Regions from separate parts of the Homo sapiens genome. Here region 2 is linked to region 1. A link is a loop called in an ENCODE intact Hi-C map of the cell type or tissue named here. Cell type or tissue: CD4-positive, alpha-beta T cell. All regions are shown on one strand.

Region 1 (8,000 bases):
CAGGTACCCGCCACCACACCCGGCTAATTTTGTATATTTTTTTTTAGAGATGGGATTTTGCCGTGTTGCCCAGGCTGGTCTCAAACTCCTGGATTCAAGTAATCCACCTGCCTCAGCCTCACAAAGTGGTGGGATTACAGGCATGAGCCATCGTGCCTGGCGGGATATTTTTTAGATAGAGTCTTGCTCTGTTGCCCAGGCTGGTGTACAGGATCATAGCTTACTGTAGCCTCCATCTCCCAGGCTCAACTGATCCTCCCACTTCATCCTCCTGAGTAGCTGGGACTACAGGCGCGCACCACTATGCCTGGCTAATTTTGTATTATTTGTAGAGATGGGGGTCTCACTACATTGCCGAGGCTGGTCTTGAATTCCTGGGTTCAAGCCATCCTCCCACCTTGACCTCCCAAACCTTCCAAGGATATGAATGCCATCTGGGCTGGCCTTTCTAGCACTGCCCTGGGTGCTGGGGAGGCAGTGTGGGACAAAACACAGAGTTGAATGCTACTGGGGGATTCGGGGTGTGGGGACATGAGAGACAGCAGATTAGATAGTCAGATGGCAGAGTGTTGGGGAAAAAAAGGCAGCGGAGAAGGGGTTAAAATGTAAGGAGGAATCAGGGAAGCCACCACCAGGAGGAGACATTTGGGAAAGAACATTCCAGAATCCTGAGAGGTGCTCAAGGAATGGCCAGGAGTCTAGTGTGGCTAGAGCCGAGGGGAGGGGAGAAGCGGGGGATGAGGGGAGGGCACGGGGCAGGCAGGTGGTGCACAGCTGCGGGAGGAGAGGGCTTGCCTCTGAGCTAGGTTTCCAAGTTCACAGCCCCCAGTGCCTGTGGGGGACAAGCCACAGGGGCAGGAGATAGGGAGGCGGTGGCAGCAGCGTCCTGAGAGGGCAGGGCAGGTAGGGGAGAAGCGGTTGGGTTCTGGGCCTGCTGGGCAGTGGAGCCAGCTGGGTTGGCCATCAGGGTTCTGTCGTGAACAGAGGAGGACAGGCTGGACACCTGGAAAAGATGGCGCGAGGCCCTGCGGAAGCCCCTCCCACTGGAGAGCTCTGGTAGTCCAGTGAGGTCGGGCCACTCTCAATTTCCTTCCCTGCTGGCCAGGACCTTCGTGGGGATCCAGGCCTCTGAGGCCTCCAGGATGGAGGATGCCACCAACGTCGTGCGTGGCCTCATCGTTGAGCTCTCCAACCTGAAGTACGGGGTGGGCTTGGACTCACGGCACAGGGTCTGCGGGAGGCCAGTGGGGACTCAGAGGAGCAGGGAGGGACTGAAGTGTGAAGCCCCTAGGTGGGCAGCGAGGGTCAGGCACCTCACTGCTGCTGGGTCCTCACCGTGGCCCCCCTCCCCCGTCCTTTGCAGAACACAGGCTCTGAAGAAAGGCTGCAACAGGCCCAGCCTGTGCTACAACAGGCCCTTTCTGGTTATGTGCACGTGTGTGAGCCGTGTGTGTGCACCTGAGTCATTGGTGACCATGTGGCTGTGAGGCGCGGCCCCCTCTGTCACCTGGTGACCACTGAGCCCCACACGCATGCCTGTGTTTCCCCCACAGCCGGCTGATCATGGGCACCCACCGGGACCTGGAAGCTTTCAAGCGCCTTAACTACCGGAAGACAAAGCTGGGAGGCAAAGCCCCCCTGCCTTACCCTTCCAAGGGGCCTGGGAATATCCCTCGAGGGGACCCACCCTGGAGGGAGTTGTAGGCCACTTTGAGGTCTGTGTTTCCTTTGCCACCCAGCCCCCATGTCCGCAGACCTCCTCCAAGATGCTCCAGGGGGTCCTAGTGGACCCTACAAACCTCCCTTCAGTTGCCCGGAAGTTGGTCTTCCATGGACAACACAAAGGAGGCCGTGAGGTCCTGGCCTCACCTGGCCAGGGTCAAGGTCATTTGCCACCCTTGGCTTCAGGGAGGGAAACTGTGTCTCCCACAGCCCCAGTGACTTCAAGCGGGCCTGGGCTCCAGGAAGCTGGCCACCTCTGAGCAGGGCCCATCCTGTCCGGATTTGCAAATTTTAGGGTCCTGAGCCAAGTATGGATGGTTCAGAATTTGTTTCTTTCCTGGAGGAGAAGAGAGCTCCCTTTGTTTTCTTTCTCCCCATTTCCATTTTATTTCTTCTGGGAAGACCCATAATAAATGATTCTGTAGAGGCCCCGTGACCTGCTGTTTGGGGCTGAGGCTTCAGTTCCTTCACCTTCCGCCCACAAACCTCTCTACCCACTTCCTCCTCCTCGCCCTCTACGAGTTTTATGCCTCAGCTTCCCTGGGAAAGCAAGGGGGGGGCGAATCTCCAGGGGTGGGTGACTGTGTGCCCACATCTGTGTGCAGGCTCTTGAGCATACACGCGGGTCGAAGCCTAAGAGACGCCCTGGGCGATCATCCAGCTGCAGGGTGAGTCCTGCGCTCCGGTGGCTTGGCCCATCCTCCAGGACAAGCTGCCTGTGGGCCCCAGACAGGAAGGAGGCCATCCCAGGAGGTTATGGATGCAAACATGGCTGAAGTCGTGGCATTTCTCATCCCACGCAAGCCTCTCGAGCCAGATGACAGTCCTGTTAGCAACCACAGGGGCTGCTGTCATCCCCAGTTTACAGAAAACAATGCCTCTGTGAAATCTGTCACTGAAAGGCTGACTGGACCTTCGACATCATGAAGCACTCTGTGACTCCTGCACCCCAGCTCCCATGGCTCAGGCGGGGTCCTCCTCCCACCCTGCAGCCTTACACCCTGGAGACCTGATGCAGGAGGGGAGGAAAGAGCAGGGTGGGTTCACACCCAGGTGAGCCCCCTGTCCACCAGGACATGCCCTGGTGTAAGCCCAGTTCCCCGGGTCTCCAGCCCCAGCGGCTCTGCCCTAGGAAACTGTAACTCCATTCCCAGACCCTGGGAGCCGCTGGGATCCTTCTGTTTTCTTTCTCCTCCTCCCCACTTCCCCCTCCACGACCCAGCTGTCTGCAAGAGCCCACCCCCATCCCCAGGGCCTCCGGTTCCAATTTAAGTCTTTTAAGTCGGAAAGCCAAGGGCAGAGGGGACAGCAAAGAGCTCGATTCCTGCTCCCCGCTGCCAGACCACAGGCCTCAGGGCTGGTTTGTGGGACGGGGGCGGGGTAGGAATGTGGACTGCACAGTGGGCGCACTGGCTTCCTGAGCACTGCCACCTGTTGCCCCAACAGGACAAGATCTGGAGGTGGAGGAGGCAGGCAGGGGTGTGGGGATTCCCCCACATGCATTTCCCCCCCGCCCTGCCAGAACAGCCCCATCCTTCTGCTCCTGCCCAAGCCCACCCAGGACATGGTCCCATTCCCTGCCCCCTAAATGTCCCTCCCTTGCTCTAAACTGCCTGGCTTGTCACTGGGGCATCCATGGTGACATAAACATTCACCTTCCTTAGTGATGAGGATGTCGGGGGGGGGGGCTCTGTCTAGTTGTGTGTCAATTTCTTCCTCAAATGAAGCCCCCACCTCCAGTACGGAGCTGGGGGTGGGATGGGAGGAGTCCACCCATCTTGCATGTCAGTGCAGGGGGTGGCTGAAAGACCAAATGTCCACAGAAAGGGTCTCATGATGTCGATCTGGCTTTGAGGTGCCATGAACCCCCCCAGCTACCCCAAGGCACCCACTTGTGTTTCTCTGCACAAAGCAGCTCACCCCAGCACCCCAGGGTGCCGAAACTCAAAGAAGGAGAAGGGGAGATCTAGGTACAGGACTCCCAGCAAGGTTCACACTACACCTTGTCCCAAGACCAGGGCTTGTCTGTTGTTGATCCATTCATAAGCATTTATTGAGGGCTGACTGGATGCCCAGCACTAGGGAAACGGCAGATGGCACAAAGGGTGGGGTCCCCAAGGACAGGGCGATTTCAGCTCTTCCCTTGCCAACCCCGGGTCATCCCCAGGGCTCAATCCCAGGCTGGGGGGAGGGTCTGGGAGTGGGGGCAGTCGTCATAGGGTGGGTCTTCCTGGAAATCCAGCCGAGCCCGGGTGCCCTTGCCCAGGTGTAGGCAGCCTCCTAGGTGGACATGGAGGGAGAGCAGGAGGGCGAAGGCTCAGACTTCCCGGCACCTCTGAAACCTAGTGGAGGGGGAGGGAGAGAAATGCTTAATCACAGGCGATGACTCAACGCTCCCCAAGTTGCCCACGGACTCGGCCTCCGGGCCTGCTGGACCTCTGGCGCCACCCAGGGGCTGCTCCGGAGACAGCGACCCCGTGACGTCTCTGGCTCCGCCGGGCGGCCCCGCTGGGACCCAGAGCCCGAGACAAAGCACAGGAGTTCCGATTCTGCGACTGTGGTGCCCTCTCGTGGCCGCCGTGCTCTGGGGTCCCCGGATCTGTTACTCCCAAAAGTTGTTCATCAGAAAGGCTGGCCGCAGGACACCATCTTCCCTATGTCCTTTTGGCCTCCAGCGTCTCCCAGTGAGACAGCATCAAACCTCACAGGAAACACTATCTTCTCCTGGAGGCAGTCTTTCATGCTTTCTTTTTTTTGTGAGACGGAGTCTCACTCTGTCGCCCAGGCTGGAGTGCAGTGACGTGACCTCAGCTCACTGCGACCTCCACCTCCCGGGTTCTAGCGATTCTCCTGTCTCAGCCCCCCGAGTAGCAGGGATTACAGGCGCATGCCACCATGCCCAGTTAATTTTTTGTATTTTCAGTAGAGACGGGGTTTCACCATGTTGGCCAGGCTGGTCTTGAATTCCTGACCTCAGGTGATCCACCTGCCTCAGCTTCCCCAAGTACTGGGATTACAGGCATGAGCCACCATGACCAGTGCTTTTTTTTTTTTTTAAGACGAGGTCTTGCTGTGTTGCCCAGGCTGCAGTGCAGTGGCACCATCTCAGCTCACTGCAGCCTCTGTCCCCTGGACCCAAGCGATCCTCCCTCGTCAGCCTCCCAAGTAGCTGGGACTACAGGCACACACTACCATGCCCAGCTAATTTTTTGTAGACACTGGGTTTCACCATGTTGCCCTGGCTGGTCTCAAACTCTTGGGCTCAAGCGATCCTCCTGCCTTGGCCTCCCAAAGTATTGGGATTACAGGTGTAAGCCATCACACCTGACCCTTTCATGACTTTAAGAAATGTTCACTGCAAAGCTGCCTGAGAGTAGTTGGGAGGGGTCGTCCTCTCCCAGTCACTATCCTCCAGGAGCTCACAGTCTGCTGGGGGAGGCAGTGCCCAAACACACCTAGTTAGACTGGCCCCTCCTCTGTTAGCTGACTTCCTCAAAGGCAATTTAAGTTGCTAGAACGAGTTTCTCTTTTAAAACCTCACTGGGGGCCAGGCATGGTGGCTCAAGCCTGTAATATCAGCACTTCGGGAGGCTAAGGCGGGTGGATCTCGAGGTCAGGAGTTCAAGACTCAGCCTGGCCAAGATGGTGAAATCCCGTCTGTACTAAAAATACAAAAATTAGCCGTGCGTGGTGGTGGGTGCCTGTAATCCCAGCTACTCGGGAGGCTGAGGTAAGAGAATCGCTTGAACCCGGGAGACAGGTTGCAGTGAGCCAAGATCGCGCCACTGCACTCTAGCCTGGGTGACAGAGCAAGACTCCATCTCAGAAAAATAATCAAATAAAAGAAAGAAAGAAAGAAAACCTCACTGGGGCCAGGCGTGGTGGCTCACGCCTATAATCCTAGCATTTTGGGATGCCTAGGCAGGAGGATCACCTAAGCCGTGTTTGAGACCGGCCTGGGAAACATAGTAAGACCCTGTTTCTATGGGAGGAAAAAAAAAACACACCAGGAATGGTGGTGCACGCCTGTAATTCCAGCTACTCGGGAGGCTGAGGCAGGAGAATCGCTTGAACCCAGGAGGCAGAGGTTGCAGTGAGCCAAGATCGCACCACTGAACTCCATCCAGCCTGGGTGGATAGAGCGAGACTCTATCTCAAAAAAAAAAATTAAAAAAAAAAAGGAAGAAAAATAAATTGATAAATAAATAAAATAAAAGTCTTCTTTCTGCATCTATAATAACCCTGCGGGCCAGATGTGGTGGCTGATGCCTGTAATCCCAGCACTTTGGGAGGCTGAGGAGGGTGGATCACGAGGTTGGGAGTTCGAGACCAGCCTGGCCAACATGGTGAAACCCCATCTCTACTAAAAATACAAAAATTAGCTGGCCATGGTGGCAGGCGCCTGTAATCTCAGCTTCTCAGGAGGCTGAGGCAGAAGAATCGCTTGAACCCGGAAGGCAGAGGTTGCAGTGAGCCAAGATCATGCCACTGCACTCCAGCCTGGGTGACAGAAAGAGACTCTGTCTCAAGATAAATAAATAAATACATAAACAAACTGGCTCGGTGCGGTGCTCACGCCTGTAATCTCAGCAGTTTGGGAGGCCGAGGTGGGCGGATCACGAGATCAGGAGTTTTGAGACCAGCCTGGCCAACATGGTGAAACCCCATCTCTACTAAAAATACAAAATTTAGCCGGGCATGGTGGCAATTAGCCGGGTGTGGTGGCGCGCGCCTATAATCCCAGCTACCCAGGAAGCTGGGGCAGGAGAATCGCTTGAATCCAGGAGGTGGAGGTTGCAGTGAGCCGAGATGGCGCCACTGCACTCCAGCCTGAGCAACAGAAAGAGACCTGTCTCAAGATAAATAAATAAATACGTAAATAAAATCAACTGCTGTTCTAAGCTCTCTCTAAGGTCTTCCCCTAACCCTTGGAGGTGGGTACTGGGGCTAATCTTACTTCACAGGGGGGCTCAGCCACTACCCTCGGACAGGTCCCCCCCAGCCACCTGTGCAGGCACCTGCTCCTCCTCCTCCTCCTCGGCGGTGGCCTGTGTCCTGTGTCTTCGCCTTGTCAGGCCGGACCAGCTTCTTGCCTGCCGAGTTTCGGGTGGTGTGGCTGTAGACGGAGGTGTAGCCCTGGCCAGTAAGTGGGCAGAAGCGTCGGGTGTGGGCGCGCTCACGTGTGGCGCCGCACTGGGGACACACGTAGTCCCGCAGGATGGGACACAGCACCCTGCCAGCCTCGTCCTTCAGCACGTGGGACTGGTAGATGGCCCGGGACTCGCCGTTGTGTTTGCAGAAAGAGCACAGGCGTTCGGGAGCTGGCGAGGACTCCAGGCTGCGCTTCTGATCCTTGGGTCCCGGCACTGGCACCGACTCCGGCGCTGGCATCGGCTCCAGGGCTGACACCGGCTCCAGCATTGGCTCTGGCTCTGGCTGGGGGCTCAGCCTGGTTTCAGGACCCTCTTTCCCACTCAGAGCCCTAACCAGGTGTGCCAAACCCAGGTAATCTGTCCACAGGTCAAAGGTCCCCATAGCTGGGCAGCATGTGCCAGGCGGAAGGAGTCACAGAGACAAGTAACCCTGCCTGGCTTAAGCTCCCTCCTTCTGACCCCTCTCTGCTGCCCCTTCCTTCCCCTCTCTGGAGCCTGGGAGTCTGTGCTGGCCGACCCTCCTTTTACCTCCAAGGGGGTGTGAAGAGGGAGGAGCAGGCTGTGGGAGGTTCCTTATTGTCACAGGGGGGCCTGGTGCCCCACTAATACTCCTCCTAAAGGGCTGTATGGCCTCTGGCTGTGCCGGGGGACTACAGGACACAGGGTGTGTGGGGGGGCATCCTGCGAGGTGCACCACAGCCCCCCGTACACACCTCCAGGGAATTGGGGGGCTACCCTGCCTCCCCTCCTTGTAGGAGTCCTTAGCCCTCCAGCCCCACTGGAGGATGGGGAGAATGGGTTGGAAACCCCACCCCCAAAGACTAGCAGTTACCAGTAACTTAAAGAAGTTAACTTAGTAACTTCTTTATAACTTTTTCTTCCTTCCCCTGGGCGGGGGAGTGGCCAGGTGCCCCTGGGTTCTTTGTGTGTGTGTGTGTCCAGGCGGGAGGTTGCTGATGCTCCAGCTGTCTCTGAAAGGAGTGTGGTAGTCCCAGGCTCATGGGCTGGTTGCGGGGGTAGGGGGGAAGGATCATGCCCCCCGGCCCCCAGCTCTGGTCTCCCTCCAAGAGTTTTCACATCGGTTGTCTTAGTGGAACCCCCATTGAATGGATGAGCAAACTGAGG
Region 2 (8,000 bases), 600 kb before region 1:
GTGAGACTCAGTCTCAAAAAAAAAAAAAAAAAAAGAGTCAGGGTCTCTTCTTCAAGAATCACTTGAACCTGAGAGGCAGAGGTTGCAGTGAGTCAAGATCACACCGTTGCAATCCAGCCTAGGGGACAGAGTGAGACTCCATCTCAAAAAAATAAAATAAAGGTTAGCTGAGCTTCATGGCATGTGCCTATGGGCCCAGCTATTTGAGAGACTGAGGTGTGAGGATCCCTTGAGCCTGGGAGATCAAGGCTGCAGTGAGCTTTAATTATACCACTGCACTCCAGTCTAAGTGACAGAGCAAGACCCTGTCACAACAACAAATGAAACACACAAGGAAGGTCACAAAGCAATAATCCTAGCTGGTATTATTATTATTATTATTATTATTATTATTATTATTATTATTATTATTATTGAGACAGAGTCTTGCTCTTTTGCCCAGGGTGGAGTGCAGTGGTGTGATCTTGGCTCACTGCAACCTCTGCCTCCTGGGTTCAAGCAATTCTTATGCCTCACCCTCTTGAATCACTGAGATTACAGACATGCGCCACCATGCCTGGCTAATTTTTTTGTGTTTTTGGTAGGGATGGGATTTCGACATGTTGGTCAGGCATCTCGAACTCCTGACCTCAAGTGATCCTCCCGTCTCAGCCTCCCACAGTGCTGGGATTACAGGTGTGAGCTTTTTATTTTATTTTATTTTATTTATAGACGGAGCCTTAGTCTGTCACCCAGGCTAGAGTGCAGTGGTGCGATCTTGGGTCACCGCAACCTCCACCTCTCCAGTTCAAGCTATTCTTGTGCCTCAGCCTCCCAAGTAGCTGGGATTACAGGTGCACACCACCACACCCGGCTAATTTTTATATTTTTAGTAGAGGTGGGGTTTCACCATGTTGGCCAAGCTGGTTTCAAAGTTTTGACCTCAAGTGATCCGCCCACCTCAGCCTTCCGTAGTGGTGGGATTACAGGCGTGAGCCACCGCACCCAGCCCTATTATTACTTTTATATAAGTGTCCTGTCACTATACAAGAGATGAGGATTTCAACCGAGGCCAATTTGTTCTCTGAGTATTTCCTTGGGCCTGTATGGTTCGAGTAGTGTGGGAGGGGCACCCAAGGCCTCTGCCCAGGCCCTGAGCCCCACTTCCTGTCCTGCAGATCTTCTGGTGACCCCACTTCTCGCTGCTCATGCCGCTGGGACTGGGGCGGCGGAAAAAGGCGCCCCCTCTAGTGGAAAATGAGGAGGCTGAGCCAGGCCGTGGAGGGCTGGGCGTGGGGGAGCCAGGGCCTCTGGGCGGAGGTGGGTCGGGGGGCCCCCAAATGGGCTTGCCCCCCCCTCCCCCAGCCCTGCGGCCCCGCCTCGTGTTCCACACCCAGCTGGCCCATGGCAGTCCCACTGGCCGCATCGAGGGCTTCACCAACGTCAAGGAGCTGTATGGCAAGATCGCCGAGGCCTTCCGCCTGCCAACTGCCGAGGTATCCACTGGGGAGCCGGGCACCAGGGTCCCTGATGGTGGACCAGAGGTCTGGGCCTGCATCCTGTTCATGAGCTGGGGCTCAGATGCTGAAGCTGCAGATGCTGAGCCTGGGCCCCACTCAGTGGTGGGGGCCAATGGCCTGGGCTGGATGCTGAGTCCCCATGAGGCACTGGGAGGCTTGTGCCCCTGTGAATTGTGGGGAACTGGAGGCCAGGGCTGGATGCTGAGTTCCCATCAGGCACTGGGAGACCTGTGCCCCAGTGGATTGTGGGAGCTGATGGCCAGGGCTGCATGCTGACATCCCATCAGGCATTAGGAGGGGTGTACCCCCAGTAGATTGTGCAAGACTAGGGGTGGATGCTGAGTTCCCAACAGGCACTGAGAGACCTGAGCTCCAATGGACTGTGGGAGGCCAGGGCTGGATGGATTGATTGGATGGATGGATTGAGAGGCCTGCATCCCAGTCGATTGTGCAAAACTGACGACCAGGGCTGGACGCTGAGTTCCCATCAGGCGTTGGGAGGCCTGCACCCCAGTAGATTGTGGGGAGCTGATGGCCACAGTTAAATGCTGAGTTCCCATCAGACACTGAGAGGCCTGCACCTCTACAGACTGTGGGAGCTGATGGCCAGGGCTGGATGCTGAGTTCCTGTCAGGCATTGGGAGGCCAGTGCCCCATGAGATGGTGGAGGCTAGAGGCCAGATACGAGATGCACTTCTCCGTGATGCCTTGGAGAAACTCAACGCTGTGGGAGGCAGGCTTGCCTGGTGCCAAGCACTGTGGGGATAGATGGGAGGGGGTCAAGGAGGGCAATAGTGGGTTTGAGCAAGAAGTAGACGCAGGGGTCTCCCTAAGTGGGATGAGTTTCTGTGTCCTCCACAAGCATTTCCTGAGCACTCACTGTGTGCCAGGCTCCGTTCCCTGAAAGCAGCAATGAATTTTTTTTTTTTTTTTTTTTTTTTTTTTGAGATGGAGTCTTGCTCTGTCACCAGGCTGGAGTGCAGTGGCACGATCTTGGCTCTCTGCAACCTCCACCTCCTGGGTTCAAACCATTTTCCTGCCTCAGCCTCCCGAGTAGCTGGGATTACAGGCGCCCGCCACCAGACCCAGCTAATTTTTGTATTTTTAGTAGAGACAGGATTTCACCATGTTGGCCAGGTTGGTCTCGATCTCCTGACCTCGTGTTCTGCCCACCTCGGCCTCCCAAAGTGCTGGGATTACAGGCGTGAGCCACCGCACCTGGCACAGCAATGAATTTTTGCTAGGACCGAAATCCTAGCTGGGTACAGTGGTGCACACCTATAGTCCCAGCTACTTGGGAGGTTGAGATGGGGGGATCACTGGAGCTCAGGAGTTCCAGGCCAGCCTGGGCAACATAATGAGGCTCCCATCTCTAAAAAAAATTATTTTAACTATGTGGGTGTGGTGGCACGTGTCTGTGGTCCCAGCTACTCGGGAGACTGAGACAGGAGGATCACTTGAGCCCAGGAGTTGGAGACCAGCCTGTGCAACATAGTGAGACCCCATATCTCCACAAAAAATACAAAAATTAGCCAGGCATGGTGGCGAGCACCTGTAGTTCCAGCTACTTGGGAGGCTGAGGTGGGAGGATTGCCGGAATCTGGGAGGTTGTGGCTGCAGTGACTATGATGGCACCACTGCACTCCAGCCTGGGTGACAGAGCAAGACCCTGTCTCAAAAAGAGAAAGGAAAACTAAATCCTAGTCCTAGCAGAGCTGACACGCTAATGTGGGCCCTGCTGTGGCCCTGGCTCAGGCTCAGTGGGTGATGAGTTACTGGGATGGAATCCCCCTAGTCCTCTCCCAGCTCTCTCCCTTCGCCCTCCAGTGGTGATTAGAAAAGGGGGAGGGAGGGGGAAGAGGTTTCAGCGTCTCCCACCCCTGCAGGTGATGTTCTGCACCCTGAACACCCACAAAGTGGACATGGACAAGCTCCTGGGGGGCCAGATCGGGCTGGAGGACTTCATCTTCGCCCACGTGAAGGGGCAGCGCAAGGAGGTGGAGGTGTTCAAGTCGGAGGATGCACTCGGGCTCACCATCACGGACAACGGGGCTGGCTACGCCTTCATCAAGGTGCCTGGGGAGACGGGGCACCCCGGAGGCCTGGGAGTGAGGGTGGGCCATGGGACCCCGGAAACCAGGGCAGAGCCCCAAGGGCTGATGACTCCCCGCCCCCGCAGCGCATCAAGGAGGGCAGCGTGATCGACCACATCCACCTCATCAGCGTGGGCGACATGATCGAGGCCATTAACGGGCAGAGCCTGCTGGGCTGCCGGCACTACGAGGTGGCCCGGCTGCTCAAGGAGCTGCCCCGAGGCCGTACCTTCACGCTGAAGCTCACGGAGCCTCGCAAGGCCTTCGGTGAGGAGCCGCCCCCTGGACCTCCCCAGTGGCGCTGCTCGCATGGGCGCAGGCGGTGGTGCCGGGAGCGGCCAGCAGGTGGCGCCCAAGCCTGGCCTGCCGAAAGGGAAGGGGTTGCAGAAAGGGAAGGGGTTGCAGCTCCTCCCGACCCCAGACGGGGTGCTGGCCCTTGGCCCAGCCTGGGAGAAGGGCGGGGGCGAGGAGGAAGTTGCCCTCACACCTAGCTTCCAGGGGCCATTAGCCCAGCCAAGCGCCCTCAGCCCTGGCCAGCCCCCTATCCCCAACAGGCCAGGCTTGACTGCTCAGTGCCAGCCCCCCCACTTTTCCATCTGGCTTCACTAACTCTCAGGAATGGGCCCCAGGCCCCTGAGGTGGGGGTGGGGGACTAAATCACTTCCCTGGGCAGGTAGGGCTGGTCTGTGGCCCAGCAGCCATACCCCCTTGGCCAAGAGGAGACGGACTCAGGCAGCTGGAGACTCAGGCTGGGGTACACCTGCTTCCTGTCCCCCAGCCCCTGGGAGCAGAAGTGGCCCCTCCAGTCTCCCCTCCAGCATTTCCTATTCCTGGCCCCCAGCTGTTCCCCCTGCTCTGCCCCACATCCATGCCAGGCCTGAGTCAGGATTCCTGCCCTCCTGGGATCACCCCGGCCCCAGCCCCCAGAAACTTGCAGAAGCCTGGAGAAGTTTGGGGTGGTGGTGAAAGCCAGGAAGGACAAGTTCCTGCCCAGAACGTGCTAAAACCAAGCTTCCCCCACACTCACTCCTCTCCTGCCTCCCACAGACATGATCAGCCAGCGTTCAGCGGGTGGCCGCCCTGGCTCTGGCCCACAACTGGGCACTGGCCGAGGGACCCTGCGGCTCCGATCCCGGGGCCCCGCCACGGTGGAGGATCTGGTGAGTGCTCCAGCCGGACCCTATCTCCGGCATCCCTTCCCTTTCTTTTTTTTTTTTTTGAGACAGAGTCTCACTCTTGTCACCCAGGCTGGAGTGCAGTGGTGCAATCTCGGCTCACTGCAACCTCTGCCTCCCAGGTTCAAGCGATACTCCTGCCTCAGCCTCCCAAGTAGCTGGGATTACAGGTGCCCACCACCATGCCCAGCTGATTTTTGTATTTTTAGTAGAGATGGGGTTTCACCATGTTGGCCAGGCCAGGAGTTGGTCTCGAACTCCTGACATCAGGTGATCCAGCCTCCTTGGCCTCCCAAAGTGCTGGGATTATAGGCATGAGCCACCGCGCCCAGCCCTCCCTTCCTTTTCATAACCGGCAGCATTACCTGTTAGCTGAGGGGACTCTGGGCAGACAGCCTGGATTCTAGTCCACTTCTGCCACTTCCCAGCTCCCAGGGACCTTCCTTGGGCACATGGGCCGCAGTTTGCCCATCAGTAAAATGGGGATGAGCTGAACACCGATACCACCTTCTCAGGGTTGTCCTGAGGTCTAAATACGAATATATGTAAAGTGGTGACAATGGCAGTCCGTCCAATTACTATGTATATTCACATTGTTATGATGTCGCTGTCACCCCTCCCTGGCCCCCAGCCCTCTGCCTTTGAAGAGAAGGCCATTGAGAAGGTGGATGACCTGCTGGAGAGTTACATGGGTATCAGGGACACGGAGCTGGGTGAGTGAGGGCTGCCTGGGGGAGGGGGCATCTAGGTCTGCTGGGGGCCGAATCCACCCTGAGCCCCTTGGTCCCTGGTGTCATTTGTGCCTCCGTTCTGACCCCTCCCCCAATAGCGGCCACCATGGTGGAGCTGGGAAAGGACAAAAGGAACCCGGATGAGCTGGCCGAGGCCCTGGACGAACGGCTGGGTGACTTTGCCTTCCCTGACGAGTTCGTCTTTGACGTCTGGGGCGCCATTGGGGACGCCAAGGTCGGCCGCTACTAGGACTGCCCCCGGACCCTGCGATGATGACCCGGGCGCAACCTGGTGGGGGCCCCCAGCAGGGACACTGACGTCAGGACCCGAGCCTCCAGCCTGAGCCTAGCTCAGCAGCCCAAGGACGATGGTGAGGGGAGGTGGGGCCAGGCCCCCTGCCCCGCTCCAATCGGTACCATCCCCTCCCTGGTTCCCAGTCTGGCCGGGGTCCCCGGCCCCCCTGTGCCCTGTTCCCCACCTACCTCAGCTGGGTCAGGCACAGGGAGGGGAGGGATCAGCCAAATTGGGCGGCCACCCCCGCCTCCACCACTTTCCACCATCAGCTGCCAAACTGGTCCCTCTGTCTCCCTGGGGCCTTGGGTTCTGTTTGGGGGTCATGACCTTCCTAGTTTCCTGACGCAGGGAATACAGGGGAGAGGGTTGTCCTTCCCCCCAGCAAATGCAATAATGCCCTCACCCCTCCTGAGAGGAGCCCCCTCCCTGTGGAGCCTGTTACCTCCGCATTTGACACGAGTCTGCTGTGAACCCCGCAACCTCCTCCCCACCTCCCATCTCTCCTTCCAGGCCCATCCCTGGCCCAGAGCAGGAGGGAGGGAGGGACGATGGCGGTGGGTTTTTGTATCTGAATTTGCTGTCTTGAACATAAAGAATCTATCTGCTGTTGGACCTGTGTGGCTTCGGGGTGGGAGAGGGGGAAGATTGGGGCTGAGAAAGAATTCAGCAGCTGAAATCCATCTTCCGCAGGCTCCAAATTGAATTAGGAGCTGGCACCAAGCCACCTGCCCCCTCCCACTGTTCCTTCTGGCTGCAGGCCACCAGGCTTCCAGGCAGGGCCAGAGCTTCCTGGACTACTGAGGGTTCAAATCCTGCCCCCTCTCCCACAAGGCCTCCTACCCCCTGGAGCTTCACAAGGCTGCTGTCTGCAGCTGGTGACAACCCCCGGACCGTGGGGAGCACCAGGGCATTGAAACCTGGCTTGGAAATAGAAAGATGGAACCTCAGGCCTGCCAGAGCCCCACCCCTACACCGGGAGGTTGGGGGCAGGCGTGAGGCAGCCCCCACCCCACCCGGCCCAATGCTGGACACGCAGGCGTCCATGGGGCACCCTGCTTTGTCCTAGACATAAACCCAGCATACTTGTTTTGACAACCCACTCATCTTCGAGGATTGAGGGTGATCAGGGAAAGGCGGGGTGGGACCCTGGCCAGACCTGGAGGGAAGGGAAGGGATTGAAGCAAGGGGCGCTGGGCCAGAAGGCCCCACAGGAATGCTTGGGGGTGAGCCGAGAGGCTGTGGGGAAGTCCGAGGCCAGCTTGCAATCCTCGTTCCAAAAGGCGGGCGGGCACTGGGCCACCAGGAAGAGGGGAAGGGGGAAAAGGGGAAGACCCTGGGGGCTGGGTGTTGGTGGACAGACCCGGGTGGAGTCGGGGAGCCGCAGTCCTGGTGACTCAGGGCATCCCCGGGCACCTGTGGGCTCCTCAGGTGTCTGTGCTGGGAGCCGCTTGCGGTGGTGAAGGGGTGTGGCTATGTGTGTCTCGGGTGTTGGGTAGCACTGTGAGTCTATCAAGAGTGTTGATGGCTCGTGACGCAATGAGGGAGGGCTGTGTCGTGGGTAAGGGATGTGATAACCGGCTCTGTGTTCCAGGGCAATTGCAGGTGTAACTGGCAGTGTCTGGTGGTGGGGAGTGCAACGGAGTGACTGTGTCTTGGGGTGTCCCGGGGTGTGGGGGTGTGTGTCTTAGGGTGCTGTTTCTGGGGCAAGGAGGGGTGCTTGGCTAGGCCTTGGGGTGTTCAGGGGTGTCAGGGTATGTCTCGGGGTGTTGCTGTTTCCTGGGTGGGGGTGCTGGCTAGGTCTAGGGGTCTCTAGGGGTGCAGGTGTGTGTGTCTCAGGGCGTTGCTGTTTCTGGGTGAGGGTGGGGGTGGCCAGCTAGGTCTCTGGTGTCCAGCGGCGGGGGGTGTCACTTCTTGTGCCTTGGGTGTACGGAGTGTGCTGGTGGGGCCTGTCTGGGATTGTTGAGGGGTCATTGAAAGTCAAACAGAGTGTGGTCAGGGGCAGTTTTGGCAATAAGGAGTGTGTGTGCGTGTGTGTATCTCTCGGGGTGCCAAGTGAGACCCTATTTCCCAGCACTAAGGAGGGTGGTTCGGGTGATCATCTCAGAGGGCTGCATTTTGGGGTGTTGGGAGGGGCTGGAATTGAGGCAGTAACTCTGGGTGCGTCCCGGCGCTGGGGGTAAGACCCTGAGTTCAGGGATGTGGCGGCA

The links. Hi-C counts contacts between places; a loop is a spot of excess contacts. Peaks named below come from ENCODE experiments on the same cell type or tissue, not always from the same donor. Only the 100,000 strongest peaks of a DNase experiment are listed, where the experiment ranks them.
Region 2: it touches region 1 in a loop (3-fold over the local background); 11 of 110 quality-filtered maps call a loop at or near these places.

What each region holds. Positions count from the first base shown.
Region 1 is chr19:13,876,506-13,884,505 of GRCh38, reverse strand. NANOS3 (nanos C2HC-type zinc finger 3) reads right to left here and starts at 7,372. Exons shown (of 2, transcript NM_001098622.3): 1 at 6,741-7,372; 2 at 3,749-4,064. The coding sequence starts at 7,257. The coding sequence ends at 4,003. BRME1 (break repair meiotic recombinase recruitment factor 1) reads left to right here. Exons shown (of 9, transcript NM_001345843.2): 8 at 1,106-1,198; 9 at 1,554-2,158. The coding sequence ends at 1,704. RefSeq lists enhancers at 737-1,582, 2,408-2,557, 3,148-3,237, 4,361-4,510. In CD4-positive, alpha-beta T cell, CTCF peaks have their summits at 4,024 and 4,229; DNase peaks (open chromatin) are centred at 2,265, 3,185, 3,605, 4,195 and 5 weaker places; H3K4me3 peaks cover 1,572 bases; H3K27ac peaks cover 1,063 bases.
Region 2 is chr19:14,476,164-14,484,163 of GRCh38, reverse strand. GIPC1 (GIPC PDZ domain containing family member 1) reads left to right here. Exons shown (of 9, transcript NM_005716.4): 4 at 1,158-1,475; 5 at 3,386-3,571; 6 at 3,679-3,859; 7 at 4,640-4,752; 8 at 5,399-5,480; 9 at 5,597-6,402. The coding sequence starts at 1,188. The coding sequence ends at 5,748. Among named protein-coding and RNA genes, the nearest start is that of PTGER1, 4.8 kb to the right of the region's middle. RefSeq lists enhancers at 3,622-4,216, 5,302-5,817 and a silencer at 7,258-7,740. In CD4-positive, alpha-beta T cell, CTCF peaks have their summits at 3,729 and 3,930 (motif pointing right); DNase peaks (open chromatin) are centred at 3,923, 5,891 and 7,293.